2 separate regions of the Homo sapiens genome follow, and region 2 is linked to region 1. A link is a contact called in ENCODE POLR2A ChIA-PET data. All regions are on one chromosome and are shown on one strand. Each heading gives the region's core, a stretch centred on a gene start or an enhancer-like site at or near the end of the contact. The rest is flanking DNA. Distances are from core to core; before and after follow the strand shown.

Region 1 (7,685 bases), core at 1,902-4,401:
GGCAAAACCCGTCTCTACTAAAAATACAAAAAAATTAGCTGGGTGTGGTGGCATGCACCTGTAGTCCCAGCTACTGGAGGAGCAGGGGGGCGCTGAGGTGGAGGATCGCTTGTGCTCAGGAGGTCGAGGCTGCAGTAAGCTGAGATTGCACCATTGTACTCCAGCCTGGGCCACAGAGTGAGATCCTGTGTCAAAAAAAAAAAAGACTTTTTATCGGATGGAGAAAGCCAGTCCCCACCAGGCCAAATATGCCTCCTCATTGCAGCACTGCCCACCTCCCCACATAATCATATCAGAGAAGCTTTGGAAAGAACTGCTTTCCTAGTCAATACAATCCTAGGATCTTTACAGCCAGAAGGGACTTCTTCAGGTATCATCTGGCGGGATTTTTCACCTGAAGCAGAAATTCCTTCTAGCAACAACCCCCACATCTCTATCTCCAACCCAAATCTCTCAAACTCCAGGCTCCTCATACCACTTATCTTTGCCTGGAGGCCTAAGTGCCTCTGACTTCACCTCACACCTCCTCCATCTGCAAGTCTTCCCCGACCCAGCTAATGGACACTCTACCCTCCAAGTTTCTCAGGCCAGAGACCATGGAGTGATTCTTGGTTTCTCTCTTTCTTTCATACCCTACATCTAATCCATCAGGAAAGCCTGTTGGCTCTAGCTTCAGAATATGTCAGAAATCTGACAACTTGTCATTTCTTTACTACTGACTCCAGTCCAAGCCCCATTACCTCTTTCCAGAATTGGACAATGTCGACCCTCCCATGGCTAGTCTCAACAAGCAGAAGAATTTTTTTTAATTCTATCTCAAAAAAAAAAAATGTCATTCCTTTGCTCAGAACTTCCTGGTGGTTGGCAATTTCATTCTGAATAAAAGCCACAGCCCATGTAATGGTTCACAAGGCCCTGTGTAATCTACCTTCCCCACCCTTGTTACCTCTCCTGACACGTCTTCTGCTACTCTCTCATGCACTCTGCTCCAGCATCAATGGCTGTTCTAGAACTTGCAACCTGCTCTTGCCTTGAGGCCTTTGCAATGGTTGTTCCCTCCACCCTGAACACTGTTCCCCCAGATAGCCACATAGCTAGCTCCACCCCCAACCCCTGCCACCAGGTTTTTATTCAAATGCCACCTTCTCAGGAAGGCCTTCTCTGATCACCCTTATTTAAAATTTCAATCCTGTCTCCTCTCCATCCCCATACCCCATCCTTATTATTAGTATTTTCCTAATTCTTATCATGACTATTTATTTATTTTTTGATATGGAGTCTTGCTCTATCGCTCAGGCTGGAGTGCAGTGGCACTATCTTGGCTCACTGCAACCTCTGCCTCCCGGGTTCAAGCTACTCTCCTGCCTCGGCCTCCTGAGTAGCTGGGATTACGGGCGCCTGCCACCATGCCCAGCTAATATTTGTATTTTTAGTAGAGACAGGGTGTCACCATGTTGGCCAGGCTGGTCTCGAACTCCTGACCTCAGGTGATCCTGCCTTTCTCTGCCTCCCAAAGTGCTGGGATTACAGGCATGAGCCACCATGCCAGGTCTATTTATTTATTTACTTATGAGACAGCGTCTCACTTTGTTGCCCAGACTGGAATACAGTGGTGCAATCTCTGCTCACTGCAACCTCTGCCTCCCGGGCTCAAGCAATCTTCCCACCTCCACCTCCCAAGTAGCTGGTACTACAGGTGTGTGCTACCATTCCTGACTAATTTTTCTTCTTTCTTTCTTTTTAGAGATAGGTTCTCACTCTCTTGCCCAGGCTGGAGTACAGTGGTACAATCTTGGCTTACTGCAGCCTTGACCTCCCAGGCTCAAGCAATCCTCCCACCTCATCCTCCCGAGTAGCTGAGACTACAGATGTGAACCACCACACCCGTCTAACTTTTGCATTTTTTTGTAGAGACAGGGTTTGGCCATGTTGCCCAGGCTGGTCTGGAACTCCTGGACTCAAGTGACCTGCCTGCCTTGACCTCCCAGAATGCTGGGACTATAGGCTTGAGCCACTGTGCCTGGCCATGGCCTTTTAATATACTATATCATTTACTTATTTACTATACTTGTCTTTCTCCACTAGAATGGATGCCCCATAAGACAAAAATCTCAGTTTTGTTCACAGATGTATCTCCAGAGCCTGGAACAGTATACACTGTTGGCACTCAGTAAATACTGAATGAATGACTGAATGACTGAATGAACATCATACTTTTTTTTTTTTTTTTTTGAAACAGAGTCTTGCTCTGTCCCCATGGCTGGAGTGCAGTGGTGTGATCTTGGCTCACTGCAATCTCCACATCCTGGTTTCAAGTGACTCTCTTGCCTCAGCCTCCTGCATAGCTGGGATTACAGGCACACGCCACCACACCTGGCTAATTTTTGTAATTTTAGTAGAGACTGGGTTTCATCATGTTGGCCAGGCTGGTCTCGAACACCTGACCTCAAGTGACCCACCTGCCTCAGCCTCCCAAAGTGCTGAGATTACAGGCATGAGTCACTGCGCCCGGCCTGCATGAATGTCCTATGTAGGTGGTTGCCTTATCAAGCTGAATCTAGTGTCTCAGTAGCCCCCACTCACTGGTCCTGGTCCTGGTCCTTGTCCTGGTCCTGCTCTCTGAGCCATGGCCTGTACATCTATTCTCTTTTCCAGAAGATCAACCGTGTCATCTATTATGTGATTCCCACCCACTCCCCTTCCCCTACTTTAAAAGTGCCCAGACTCTTCAGCTAAGACCCAGGACTCTTCCTTTGTCCTGGGTCCATCCTTGTCCTCAAGACATGTGTGGGCTATCAGTCAGCGGGCTTCAGATTCTGACTCGCAGAGCTGAAGTCCGCCTCTAGAAGCTCTACTGGAGTGTGGGCACTGTGCTTTGCAGAGGACTGTTGCTTCCCAACAGTGCTCTGGATCACTGTCTCCCCTCTCACTTTATCTGCCCAAGGAGGGCCCAAGGCAGCTGATGGGATGGAGCAGGGGGAGAGGTGAAGGGGTCATCTTGATGGTGGGTACTAACATGCTGCTGCAGTTTCCCTCCCTCTACACAGAGGACTGCCTGGACTTGCCCCGGGAAAGGGCTGAGGATGGGGAGAGGATTCCTACCAGGATTTCATGGTCCTGGTTGCAGAAGGCCCTTTGCTGTCTCTCAAAGCTGCTTCCCCACCTCCCCCAACCCTCGTCATCATCTGGGTTCTTCACATTCCGGAAGCACTGATGTGGCACTAAATATTCCTGCAGCTTCAGCCTTCTCCCTTGGGGGCCCACGTCATCGCTGTGAGCCTGGTTTCTGGAATGTTTTTGATATGAAGCATCCAGGCAGGTGAGGGGAAGGGCTGTGCAGGGTGGGATCCACAGTCCCTCATCTAGGTCTCTTTGGAACCAAGAAAATAGACATTCTCTTCCAGCTCAGATTTTCTTTCCCCAGAAGGCTTCCCCCACATCCACCCCCTCACCTTGCCCACCCTTCCCTCCACCTGGCTTAGAAGAGGTTACATAAGCAGATGCAGGAGGACACAGATGTTAGGACCGAATGGTTATGTTAGGACACAGATGTTAGGACTCTCCTTTCCTGAAAGTCCACCTCCCCCAGCCCCTGCTGAGATAGCACTGATGGAAAGGGCTGTGTCCTCTCCCTCCCTCCCCATTCCACACCCTGCGCGTCCCTTAGGTACAGGCTTTCCCTCCACTGTGTCCTCCTCTCCTCCATCCCCTCCAATTCTAGTCCTGTCCCTCACCCTTCAGCTTCTCGCCGGGCGCAGTGGCTCATGCCTGTAATCCCAGCACTTTGGGAGGCAGAGGCAGGCGGATCATGAGGTCAGGATATCGAGATCATCCTGGCTAACATGGTGAAACCCCGTCTCTACTAAAAATACAAAAAATTAGCCGGGCGTGGTGGTGGGCGCCTGTAGTCCCAGCTACTTGGGAGGCTGAGGCAGGAGAATTGCGTGAGCCCGGGAGGCGGAGCTTGCAGTGAGCCGAGATCACACCACTGCACTCCAGCCTGGGTGACAGAGCGAGACTCTGTCTCAAAAAAACAAACAAACAAAAAAACACTCTTCTGCTTCTCCCACTCACTCTCTCTCTCTCTCTCTTTTTTTTTTTTTTTTTTTTTTTGAGACTGAGTCTTGCTGTCACCCAGGCTGGAGTGCAGTGGCGCAGTCTAGGCTCACTGCAACCTCTGCCTCCCGGGTTCAAGCAATTCTCCTGCCTCAGGCTCCCAAGCAGCTGGGACTACAAACATGCTCCACCATGCCTGGCTAATTTTTTTTGTATTTTTAGTAGAGACGAGGTTTCACCATGTTGGCCAGGCTGGTCTCGAACTCCTGACCTCAGGTGATCCATCCACCTTGGCCTCCCAAAGTGCTGGGATTACAGGCATGAGCCACCACGCCTGGCCTCACTCTCTTCTTTCTTAGCTTTCTCTTGGGGCTTGTGGAGACTAGGAAAGGGCACTTGGGAAATTGGCATATTCCTTGTGCCTGCAAAAGAACCTGGCATATAATGGATGCTCATATAATAAATATTTATAAATAAACCTGGCATATAAATTTATAGTTCCTTCACTTACATTCTTTTATCCAATTCTCCAAACACCATGCCATTCAAGTGAGTCTGTGGGATGCCAAACCTGGGTTTGAGGTCTGATTTCTCCATTTGCTATCAAGTTCCTTTTTTTTGAGACAGAGTCTTGTTCTGTTGCCCAGGCTGGAGTGCAGTGGCACAATCTCAGCTCACTGCAACTATCGCCTCCCAGGTTCAAGGGATTTTCCTGCCTCAGCCTCCCGAGTAGCTGGGCCTAGAGGAGTGCGCCACCATGACCGGCTAATTTTTTGTATTTTTAGTAAAGTCAGGATTTCACCATGTTGGCCAGGCTGGTCTCGAGCTCCTGACAAGTGATGCTTCTGCCTCGACCTCCCAAAGTGCTGGGATTACAGATGTGAGCCACTGCGCCTGGCCTACTTAATGTTTTTGAGTCTCCATTTCTTTTATAAAATGAGAATGATAGAAATAGTACTGAACTAACAAGACTATCGTGAGCATTACATGAGGTAACACACCTAAAGGGCTTGACCCATAAGCACTTAGTGAATGGTAGCCCCTATTATTATCTCCGAAGATGCAATTCTTTCCATCATCCAAACTCCCTTTTTCTTCTTTTTTTTTTTTTTTGAGACCAGGCTGGAGTGCAGTGGTGCGATCTCTGCTCACTGCAAGCTCCGCCTCCTGGGTTCACGCCATTCTCCTGCCTCAGCCTCCTGAGTAGCTGGGACTACAGGCGCCCGCCCCCGCGCCCGGCTAATTTTTTATATTTTTAGTAAAGACGGGGTTTCACCGTGTTAGCCGTGATGGTCTCGATCTCCTGACCTTGTGATCCGCCCACCTCTGCCTCCCAAAGTTCTGGGATTACAGGCATGAGCCACCGCGCCGTCCCCAAACTCCCTTTCAACATGATCTGAACCAATAACAATTTCTCACTGAATTGCATGCTACCTTACCCACAGCCTGTAACCTCCTTGAGGCTAAGATCTCTGTTTTTTTTTTTTTTTTTTTTGCACCAGGGATACAGCAATTACCTCTGTCTTCTACTAAGCTTAGCACACAAAAGGGCTTGATTCATGAGAGGAATGAATAAAGGAGCACTGCTACCCCCACAGCTGAACTCTAAGCTTCTGGAGATAAACCCACCCCCTGGATTTTTTCCATGTTTACCCAGAGTCTAGCCCAGAGTTCCAGCACTGAGTAGGACCTCAGAGACTTAAGACCTAAGTACTCCAGTGTCGCCTAAGCAATGTCTTGTTTGCTCTCCCATCTTGACCTCATAGTTGCCTTGCCCTCCCCATCTCCTTTGCAGACTAGTGACTTTGCCAGCTCAGCTCTCCAGGTGTGGGAGGGGAGGTCCAACGCGCTCCACTGGGCAGGCACCGACAGCCGGCAGGACAGGTGTGTTGTGGGGCCAGAGCCAGAGCTGGGGACGTTTGGAGGCCTCCTGTGACTACCAGAGTGGGTCGGGGTGGGGGAGGGAGGCTGCCTGAAGCCAGAGCCAGCCGGCTGCTGGCCGGCACTTTGTCCTCATCCTCCCTTTCATCCCCAGCCCTCGGAGCCTGGGAGTTTCTCAATGGAGCAGGCGTGTGGGGAATGCTCTGCAGGGGGCTGAGGGAGTTGGCGTACGGTGGGGGTGGACATTCCAGGCATTCTTTGCTTTCTCTGGGAGTCAGGCAGTGAGGACGGAGGGGGGAAAAGCTGCCCAGCACCAGAGTAAAGGGGATTTCTTAGGAGGGAGAGAATAAAGGCTGTGGGGGTGTCTTTACGCAGCAGGAGCAGGGCTCAAGCAGACAGGAGCAGGGGTGGGAGGAGAAGGAGGCAGGTGGTGGGGGCAGGGTGGGATAATCTGCCAAATCCACTTCTACTTTAGTGCCAAAGGCCGGAAGAGCAACTGGGACCCTGGGCCCAGGGCCTTCCCACCTGTGTGCTTAATAGGGTCAGGCCAGAGCTACTGAGCTCACGTTTGTTTTGATTCGGCAGTTTTTCTATTTCCCATCCCTGGCAGCCTAGGGGAACGAGTATTAGGAGAAGGCTCAAAAACCTGCTCAGCACCATCCCTCCCCACCTCAGTCACCAAAGAGAACAGCAGGGCCTGCTTCCAATCACCTTTCTGGTTTTAATGGTACTTTTTGGCCACGGAGGTCCATTAGGTAGAGACCATTAGGTAAAGAGACTCAAGAGTGTGGAGTGGAGTGTGGGGGGTTGTGGGAGGAGGTGGAAATAGTTGCAAAAATATCTCTCTGTACACAAAACTTAGATGTCATAGTGGATTTTCCCAGAACATAGCATTCACATTATTGAAAACAGCAAGATTCACTTTTCCTAAAACACAAAGCCAAGAACATAAAAATAAATATGGACATTCTAGAGTCCTGAAGGCCTAGAGAACACATCCATAGTCTGGACTTTAGAGCAGCTTAGAGGCAGAAGTTCTGAGTCACTGAGGTCCAAGGTGGAGTCCAGAGGAGGCTGGGCCCCTTGAGATGAAGTCCACACAGCAGGCGGAGGCTTTTCAAGTCTTTCAGATTCACAGCAGCAACTTCAGGAGGCTCAGGCCAGGTTTGGAGGATGGAAAAGGGAAGAGAACCATTGAAGAAACAGAGATTGTGTTCTCTTACTCCTAGGCTAAATAAGGAAGGGTTAGGTGGGGCGCGGTGGCTCACGCCTGTAATCCCAGCACTTTGGGAGGCCGAGGTGGGTGGATCACCTGAGGTCGGGAGTTTGAGACCAGCCTGACCAACATGGAGAAACCCTGTCTCTACTAAAAATACAAAATTAGCCGGGCATGGTGGCGGGCGCCTGTAATCCCAGCTACTAGGGAGGCTGAGGCAGGAGAATCGCTTGAACCCGGGAGGCGGAGGTTGAGGTGAGCTGAGATCGCGCCATTGCACTCTAGCCTGGGCACCAAGAGCGAAACTCCGTCTCAAAAAAATAAATAAATAAATAAAAATAAAAATAAAAATAACGAAGCGTTACTCCAGACCATTCCCAGGATGCCTCATGCACATTAGGGGTGCCACCATCCAGTTCTGGTGGTTGGTAGGAACGGGAATGTGTGTGTAAAGAGGTCTGGCCCCACTTGGGCAGGGAATGAGTAGGGAAGGAGCTGTCCTTAGAAGGCACCATGTGTACAGAGTATTCAT
Region 2 (7,685 bases), core at 3,594-6,093, about 16 Mb after region 1:
TTAAGAGCTTTAATAGAATTTAGGTCCTTGGAGAGCAGGACTAGTCTTATTTAAATCCCTTTGTACACAGGAATTAGCCCCAAGTCACATGAAGACAGGTGACTGCTGATATGTTAGATACCAATAGGAGCTACAGGGAAAGAGGTATTGAGATAGGTGGTCAATTTCTTTTTGGAAATAATTTACAAAAACTTAATAAAATAAAAAGATCTTCCTGGTGTTTTCCTAGTGATAAATGATAGGCTGAAATCATTTCCAGAATAGCCCTCCCAAAACTATCTTCCAATAATAAAAGTTGTTCATTTTTATTTAGTTCATCTAACCAAGTAGTATTTAGTAATGTTTTAAGAGAAAAAAAAATTCTGAAAAGTTGATACCAGAATTTGCCTGAATTTTGAGTTAACAATAGTCTTTTCTTTGGATTGTCTGGACAAAACAACATAATATAGAATACTGAGGCTTACATGAAATAGACATTGCTTGAGTTGTCATCGTATAGTAACTTTGGTATCATAGTGATACAGGAGTTAAGAAGAAATTACTTAGGCAGATAGTGAGGGTACAGAAGTCCTCCGTAACGTTTTCCTTTTAATGAAAAGCAGCCCCAAATCATTTTCAACAGAGAGCAGCCTGTAAAGTTGAGCTGCAGACACAGACAAGCAAACTGAGAGCTCGCACGTGTGGATGCCAGCAGGAAAGAATTACCTGCGACTAGACATGTTCAAAATGGCGGCTCCATCTTCCCTTCTCTGCCGGCCACGTGTACAGTAAGGAGCAGACAAGATGGCGCCAGGCAAGGGGAGAGTTCATTTGCATAATAAGATTAGGGTGGGGTGACCAGCCTCCCCTGAGTGCTGTGTAAACCTCACACCTGATCAAACCAATCTGTGAGCCCTATGTAAATCAGATACTGCCTCCTCAAGCCAGACTATAAAATCTGGCACATCCACCACCAGTCGGCCTTTTTCCTCTGGGAAGTCACCTCTCTCTCACTAAAGAGCGAGCTGTTTTCCTTTCCCTTTCTTTTGCCTATTAAACCTCTGCTTCTAAACTCCTCTTGTGTGTCTATGTCCTAAATTTTCTTGGTGTGAGACAACGAACCCCGGTTATTTAACCCAGACAAGGTAGCCACTTCAATAGTTACTATTGTTTCTCTCAGATGATGTGCCATTCCCTCCCACCCCAACGTTAAAAAAAACCCAGCATTCCAGAAAGAAGCTAATACTTGACAATGACACTTACCAAGAACTAAAACAGTCACTTTCGCTACTTCCTAATCTTTGTATAATTAGCAGTGTGCTTTCTTCTCCATTTTTTGTTCCATATACTTCTACATTTTCCAGTCATTAACTTGTTTATTGGAGGGGTCTCTTGTCATTTTTCTTATATTTTCGAATATACTGTTTCCTTCCTTGTTTGATAAAACCTTTGCCATGCCCTCAATAGGAAGAATTTTAAAAAATTATTGCCCACATATTTACCTCAAAAAAGTAAACTGAGTCAGAAACATCCAATGATTTAGGAATTGTGATTTATGAAAATTGAAAATAAAGTTTAATTGGAGGCCTTCCAAGAAATGCTGACCCTGGAAAGTTTTTGTCAGAGCTTTAAAGATTCCCCTCTGCTCTCACCACCCTCCCCTCCTGGCTCAGAAGTTGCCTCAGGGCAGAATTGGTATAGAAAAGAGCTGGGGATTGGATTTCCGCCGGCTGGAGTAGCTCAGTCCACACAGAAAAGTCAGCCTCTGGTTCCTACCCCCTGAAGGGAGGTGCAGTTCTCTTGCCCCCCTCCTACCATTTCAACTTTAAGGCTTTAATGAATAACTAATGTTTGAGCTACCACAAGTTTAATTTGTGTGTATTTGAATAACACAGGCAGATTGTTTTGAGAGGATACCTCAGAAGTATGTAAATACAGCCTGTTTCTTTAAATCTGTTACCTCATTTATTTACATTAGAACAGAAAGCACTGCCAGAAGCAACAGCTGATGACAGTCATGTAATTTTCCACAAAGACAACAATTAAACAGCTTTGTGTTATTTTAATGAGCAGATGACTTTTATGTGAGCAGGATTTGAACTGTTAAGATCTCAAGAGTTCCCAGAGCCAGGAAGCCCCTCAGGTTTTGCAGAAGTCAGTGAGACTCTATGACTCTCTCTGGTTTCTTCCCCACCAGGGCCTTGGGTTTGGTCTCTATCTCTATCCCCTTTGCCCCCTTCTCCACTCTTCTCTCCCTCACCTCTCCTCCCCAACTCTTGCTCCTCTACCCTGATCCCTCCTCCCTCCCCTCCCCTCCCCTCTCCCTCTTCTCTCCCTGTCCCTGCCATCTCCCCTCTTCTACCCTTCTCTCCCTCTCCCTACACCTTCTCTGTCTCTCATAAATCCATCAGCAGTAGATGGGAAGAAAACATGAAAGAGAGACTTCTACCTGGAATACATTTTGATGCTTGAATTTCAAACGAATCCACAGAATATTTGTTAGACCTATTTTTAAAAAGTCAAAGGTGGGCTGGGAAGAGTGATTGAGCACTCATCCCTGCCAGCCAAACACACAGTAAGGCTCTGCTAGTGCAGAGAATACCATCTTTAACTCACCCTCCCCATTCTGTCTCACAAAGGTTTCAGTAAGAACCACCTGAAGACAGGTTGTGGGCATAGTTGACTTCAAGTCAGTCCCTCTGCCAGAGGGGCAGGGAAGTGCCTTCTGCTCTCCCTTAATCCTAGTCTGGAATAGAAGGGTCAGAACAGATGTTTCTGGTGGTTCCAGTTGTCCCCTCCATCCACAGACCTTCCTCCCAGCCTGTGTAGTCTCATTTTTTTTTCCACCAGAATTTTGTCTACTTCTATTGAACTCCATTCTCACTAACAAAAATGCCAACTAAAGAAAATAAGAGTAAGTATTTTTGCTTTCCAAGAAAGGATTTTGGGCTTCAATCAAGTGAATGGCTAAGAAGGGTGCCTACCAAGATCCAGTCTGGGGGTGAGGGGTCAGGGGCCGACAGAAAGACAGCCAAGTTCCAGCCCCCATGTTCCTGAAAACTTGCAAGTTCAGTTTTCTTTCTGGTACGTGTCTAAACTTTACCTATGTTAGCACAGACCAACTGGTTCCCAGGGAGAAATGCACACCATAAACACTCAGATCAAGTCTGGGATTTGTTAACAGACATGCCAGTTACATTAACACATTTTTCACTGTTATAATCTCTTGTATTTAAGATCAAACCCTCCCCAAACATTCTGGGAGTTGAGGAGGTGAGTGACACGCTGCAGAGGCCCCTTCCCTGCCCCTCCCCACTCCATCAGGAGGAAACATATGACAACCATAAACACAGATTCCAGAAGGCAGTCACAAATTAAGATAAGTCATAACGGAAGACGCTGTCCAGTTCCTGGGTGCTATGAGAGGGGACTAATTAGATTGGGGTTCATGGACAGCCTCTCTGAGGTATGAGAGGGGACGGAATCCAGGAGAACATAGGGAGGGAACACCACACTGGGAAAGGCAGGGAACTCAGGGAACCTCTGAGTGACTCAAGGGAGCCAAATGTGGGGAGGCACAATGACTGGGCAAGAGGCGGGTGAGGAGAAGGGCTAGAGGGGAAGGAAGGGAGGCAGGGACCCTCCTCACAGGGCCTCTTAGGCAGGTTTTATTCTGAGTTCAGTGGGAAGCTCCTGAGTGTTCCAAAGTCCACAACAGGTGATCAATATGTGTTTGAAAAGAAAAGAGGGGGGAGGGGAAAAGAAACAGAGAGAGAGAGAGAGAGAGAACGCACTGATTTACCAAATGGTGTAATTTACATACACTCCAAATCCTGGGCAAAATTCATACCCTTTCCTTTTCTGAATGCATTTTTTGTGGCTGCTGTGGACTGATTGTATCTCTCCTCCCCATATTCAAACACACACACAAATTCGTATGCTGAAGCCCTAATCCCCAGCGTGAGGTCATGAGGGTAGGGCTCCTGTGATGGGAGTAGTACCTTTATAAGAAGAGACAACACAGAGCTTGCTGTCTCTTTTTCTCTGCCTTGTGAGGGCACAGCAAGAAGACAGCTGTCTGCAAGCCAAGAAGAAAGGCTTCACCAGAACCCAACCATGCTGGCACCCCAATCTTGAACTTACAGCCTCCAGAACTATAAGAAAATAACTTTCTGTTGTTTAAGCTATCCAGTCTACGGCATTTGGTTAAAGCAGCCCAAATGAATATAGTGCCACTTGTAATTCCCAGTGTAGCTTACTTTTAGAAATACAACGTATAATACTTACTTTTGAAGAGCCACACTAAAACTTGTGGGCTTCCTGAGAACAAAGCCCCTGAGAGCCAACCCAACTTGGTGTCATACCTTAAAGCCAAGCCAAAAATGGTCCAAGGTCAGAATGGGGGTGGCAGGGTGGTGGGGGTGGGGGCGGGGGCTGCAGGGGGTGGGGGTGTGCTGAAAGGACCAGCATGCCTATAAAAGGCAAGCGCAGTAAGCCTTGTAGAACCTTAGTTCCATGAACCAGCTACATGCACGCACAGAAGCCCACTCCTCTCCCAAAGACACTTCCCTCCTCATTAGATATATGCCCTTTCAGATCAGCACTGGCACATGACCTCCATGTGGCATCCTTCTGGGCGGAAGAATATTTTAGCTGGAGACATTCTGCGTACTGGGGAGGCTACTCTATACCATGTTAGGGCTCCACCTTTTTTGCTCACTGGTCTCAAACTTAATACTGGTTAATCCATCAAGACGGATTAAAGGAGGGGGAAAAATCCATGAGATCATCCTGGGAAGCTGCAGAGAGAGGAATGTTAACAGGAGGAGAGTGCTATAAAACACAAAGCCATATTTCTCCCGAGAGCTCAACCAGATATTCTGCATTAAGTCTCTAAAGAATGTCTAAAAACATTCTTGCCTTTCAGTGCAGAAGTTTAAATAATGAAGCATTGCTAAACAAACAAACAGAGGAAAGCCCAGTAAAGCTATTCATTACACAAACCCACTGTACAAAAGGAAAACTATTGCTCAACCATCCACCCCGAGGACCAACATTTATCTTAGACCCCAAATTAAACACATCACAGCTTCACAGCAAAAGTATGTTTCCCAATGGGATTTAAGTAAAGTCCAATTAAATAAATCTTCAGAAATGTCACATGCGAGCCTCACAGGAGAGCATATTTCTACTGTGAAACATTCCCATTGGAAGTTACATTCACAAAAGGTCCTCTAGAAACATCCATGACAGGAGGGGTGGGGGAAAGCAGTAAGCAAGACAAAGTTACACAGGTGAAGCCTGGATAGGGTTCCATTGCTAAAATCATGTATGGAAGTGCCCAGCCAAAAATGCTGCATCTGAGTTTGCTTTGAATAAAACCCCCATGTCCAACAAACAGTATGTATAACTGTGTATTTCAGTAGGATCTGGAGGTCAAAGAGCTCTGGCTTAGGGAATTCAGGAAGTGGTAGGGGAAAGGATCAAATGTCAGCATCAAAATTTGAATTGTTTTCCTGAACCGATGTTTTCACTTCACAAAAGGCATAGCAACAACTTCCTCAAGTCACTGAGCTGGATTCTATGTTTGGTGAATATAATGAGCAAGGCTGAGTACTAAAGGATCAACTTGCAGAAAGAAAAGGCATGGGCTTTCCTTAAACATGGACTCAGCCATGTCCAATGATCACACCGTACCATGAGGGCTGAGCTTTGACAGGTCCACCTGAAGCAAGGTGAGGTCTCCATGCACTAAGAGACATACAAAATTACACTGGGTTAAAAAAAAAAGCTAGCATGTCCCTGCCTGGGTGACCACCTTCTGAGATTAGGGGGAAAACAAAACAATTAAAAACACTGCTTGTCTCTGAGGAGGTGGGCTGGAATTACATATTGTCAACATGGACTTGAGGCTAAGTGAAGGACCAGCCAAGTAATGGTCAGTTCAACCTGGGGCACGCAGAATGAAGCGCTGACCTGGGATGCATCCCGTATCTGGCACCATCAGACTTTCGACCATTTCCCCTGAAGCCATGTCTAACTTTGCACAGGGTAACAAAAGCCCTGACAGCAAGGACTCAGAGGGCAGCCCTTCCTTCCACACTAAAAAGATACTGGGTTCTAGCTCTGTGACCTCTTTTGCCACCCCTATACAATCAGGACTTAGGGTAATCTTTAAGTTTCTCCCAACTCTGGTGTTCTATAACTTCAATATAGCCTTGATAAACCATATATATGATATGATATGGTACGATATGACATGAATGAACAATGGCAAGAACAAAATCAGCTGTCAGAGGTTGTGTAAAGCCTGGGTGCTCTGCTTCCCACTTCCAGGCCTTTGCATTTGCTGTTCCCTCTTCCGCAAACTCCCTTCCTGTAGATCCTCACTGTGATACTGTGATATGAAAAAATATATATTTGATCTCTGCCCCTGGTTCCTGTAGCATAGCTTCTAAAACCCCTGGAATCTCTGAAGTTATGAGTGTTTTCTGAATGCCAATGAGATGACTAGTGGCTGGGGGCCCCTAAATAGCTCCAGGAAGGGAGCTGGTCACCAGAATTAAAACAGCTTAATTAGAGGATTGGGACATTCAGCCGCATCCCCCAACCTCCAGGGAGGAGACAGGGACTGAAGGTTGAGTTGATCACCAATGACCAATGATGTAATTAATCATGCCTATGTAATGAAGCCCCCATAAACCCCATCCATCTCCTTCATCTGACTGTCCATCTATATTCTTTGTAATATCTTTTATAATAAATGTGTAAACACATTTCCCTGAGTTCTGCGAACTGTCCTAGAAAATTAATGGGACTCAGGGAGGGGGTTGCAGAAATACTGATTTATAAACAGTGTGGGGAAGGTGGGGTAATCTTGTAGGACTGAGCCACAACTTGTGGGGTCTGAAGCTAACACCAGGTAGAGTCAAAATTAAGTTGCAAGACATTCTGCTAGTGTCTGCTGGAAGACTGCTCTGTGTGTAGGGGGCATAAATCCACAGAGGTGTTCCGAAAGTATGGTAGGATAAAAATTTATTTTTCTTTAGACTCACATAGATGATTCAGACCTCAGACCAGATGTGTTCTCAGAAAAGTCTTCCCTGACATTCAATTTACAGCTACCCTTCCAAATCTCTTTTATCATATCATGAAGTTTTTAAGAGTTTCATTGTCTTCAGAACACTTATCGCTATCTGAAGTTACCTATTTATTTCTTCCCTGTTTATTGTTCTTATTAAAGTGTGGACCCCAAGAAAGTCAAGATGTTCTTTCTCTTAGAGGAAATAGAGTGTAATGGTTTGGTGCACTAGGGCCAGACTGTCTCCACAACTTTCCAGTATGATATTGACAAAGCTGTTTCACCTCTTTGTACCCTGAAATGGAGCTAATAATAGTCCTAACAGGCAACAATAGTTATTGCAAGAATTAAATCAGCTACTACATTGTAGTTATTAATAGAAATTCTAAGTATTCACTGTTTAGCATCTGAATTGTATATAGTAAGTGCTCATTAAATATTTTTAGATTCATTGAACACTGGAATGAGATGAGATAGGACCAGTTTATTGTAAAGCATCTATTATATGCTGTTCAGCATTATGCTATGGATTTGCGAGATTTGATTGAAAAAAATAGTCCCCAAAGAGAAATCTAATGAGGGAAAGGAGGAAGGAACTTTAGGGAAATTCAGTGACAGGACTGGA

The links. ChIA-PET counts read pairs that join two places held with the same protein, here RNA polymerase II (POLR2A).
Region 2: POLR2A ChIA-PET joins it to region 1 with 12 read pairs in BJ. The contact joins two enhancer-like sites. POLR2A ChIA-PET finds 5 or more read pairs at or near these places in 2 of 52 experiments (BJ and T-cell).

What each region holds. Positions count from the first base shown.
Region 1 is chr1:205,295,425-205,303,109 of GRCh38, forward strand. NUAK2 (NUAK family kinase 2) reads right to left here. Exons shown (of 7, transcript NM_030952.3): 7 at 6,639-7,685. Among named protein-coding and RNA genes, the nearest start is that of NUAK2, 22 kb to the right of the region's middle. RefSeq lists enhancers at 1-74, 5,189-6,040, 5,957-6,251, 6,041-6,893, 6,894-7,685. Within about 2 kb of position 3,152, at least 6 of the 41 ENCODE cell types and tissues checked have a DNase peak (open chromatin) inside an H3K27ac peak, as active enhancers do.
Region 2 is chr1:221,713,713-221,721,397 of GRCh38, forward strand. The region is part of intron 2 of DUSP10 (dual specificity phosphatase 10); the gene reads right to left. Among named protein-coding and RNA genes, the nearest start is that of DUSP10, 25 kb to the right of the region's middle. RefSeq lists enhancers at 16-1,215, 1,777-2,306, 1,879-2,023 and a cis regulatory region at 1,946-1,957. Within about 2 kb of position 4,844, at least 4 of the 41 ENCODE cell types and tissues checked have a DNase peak (open chromatin) inside an H3K27ac peak, as active enhancers do.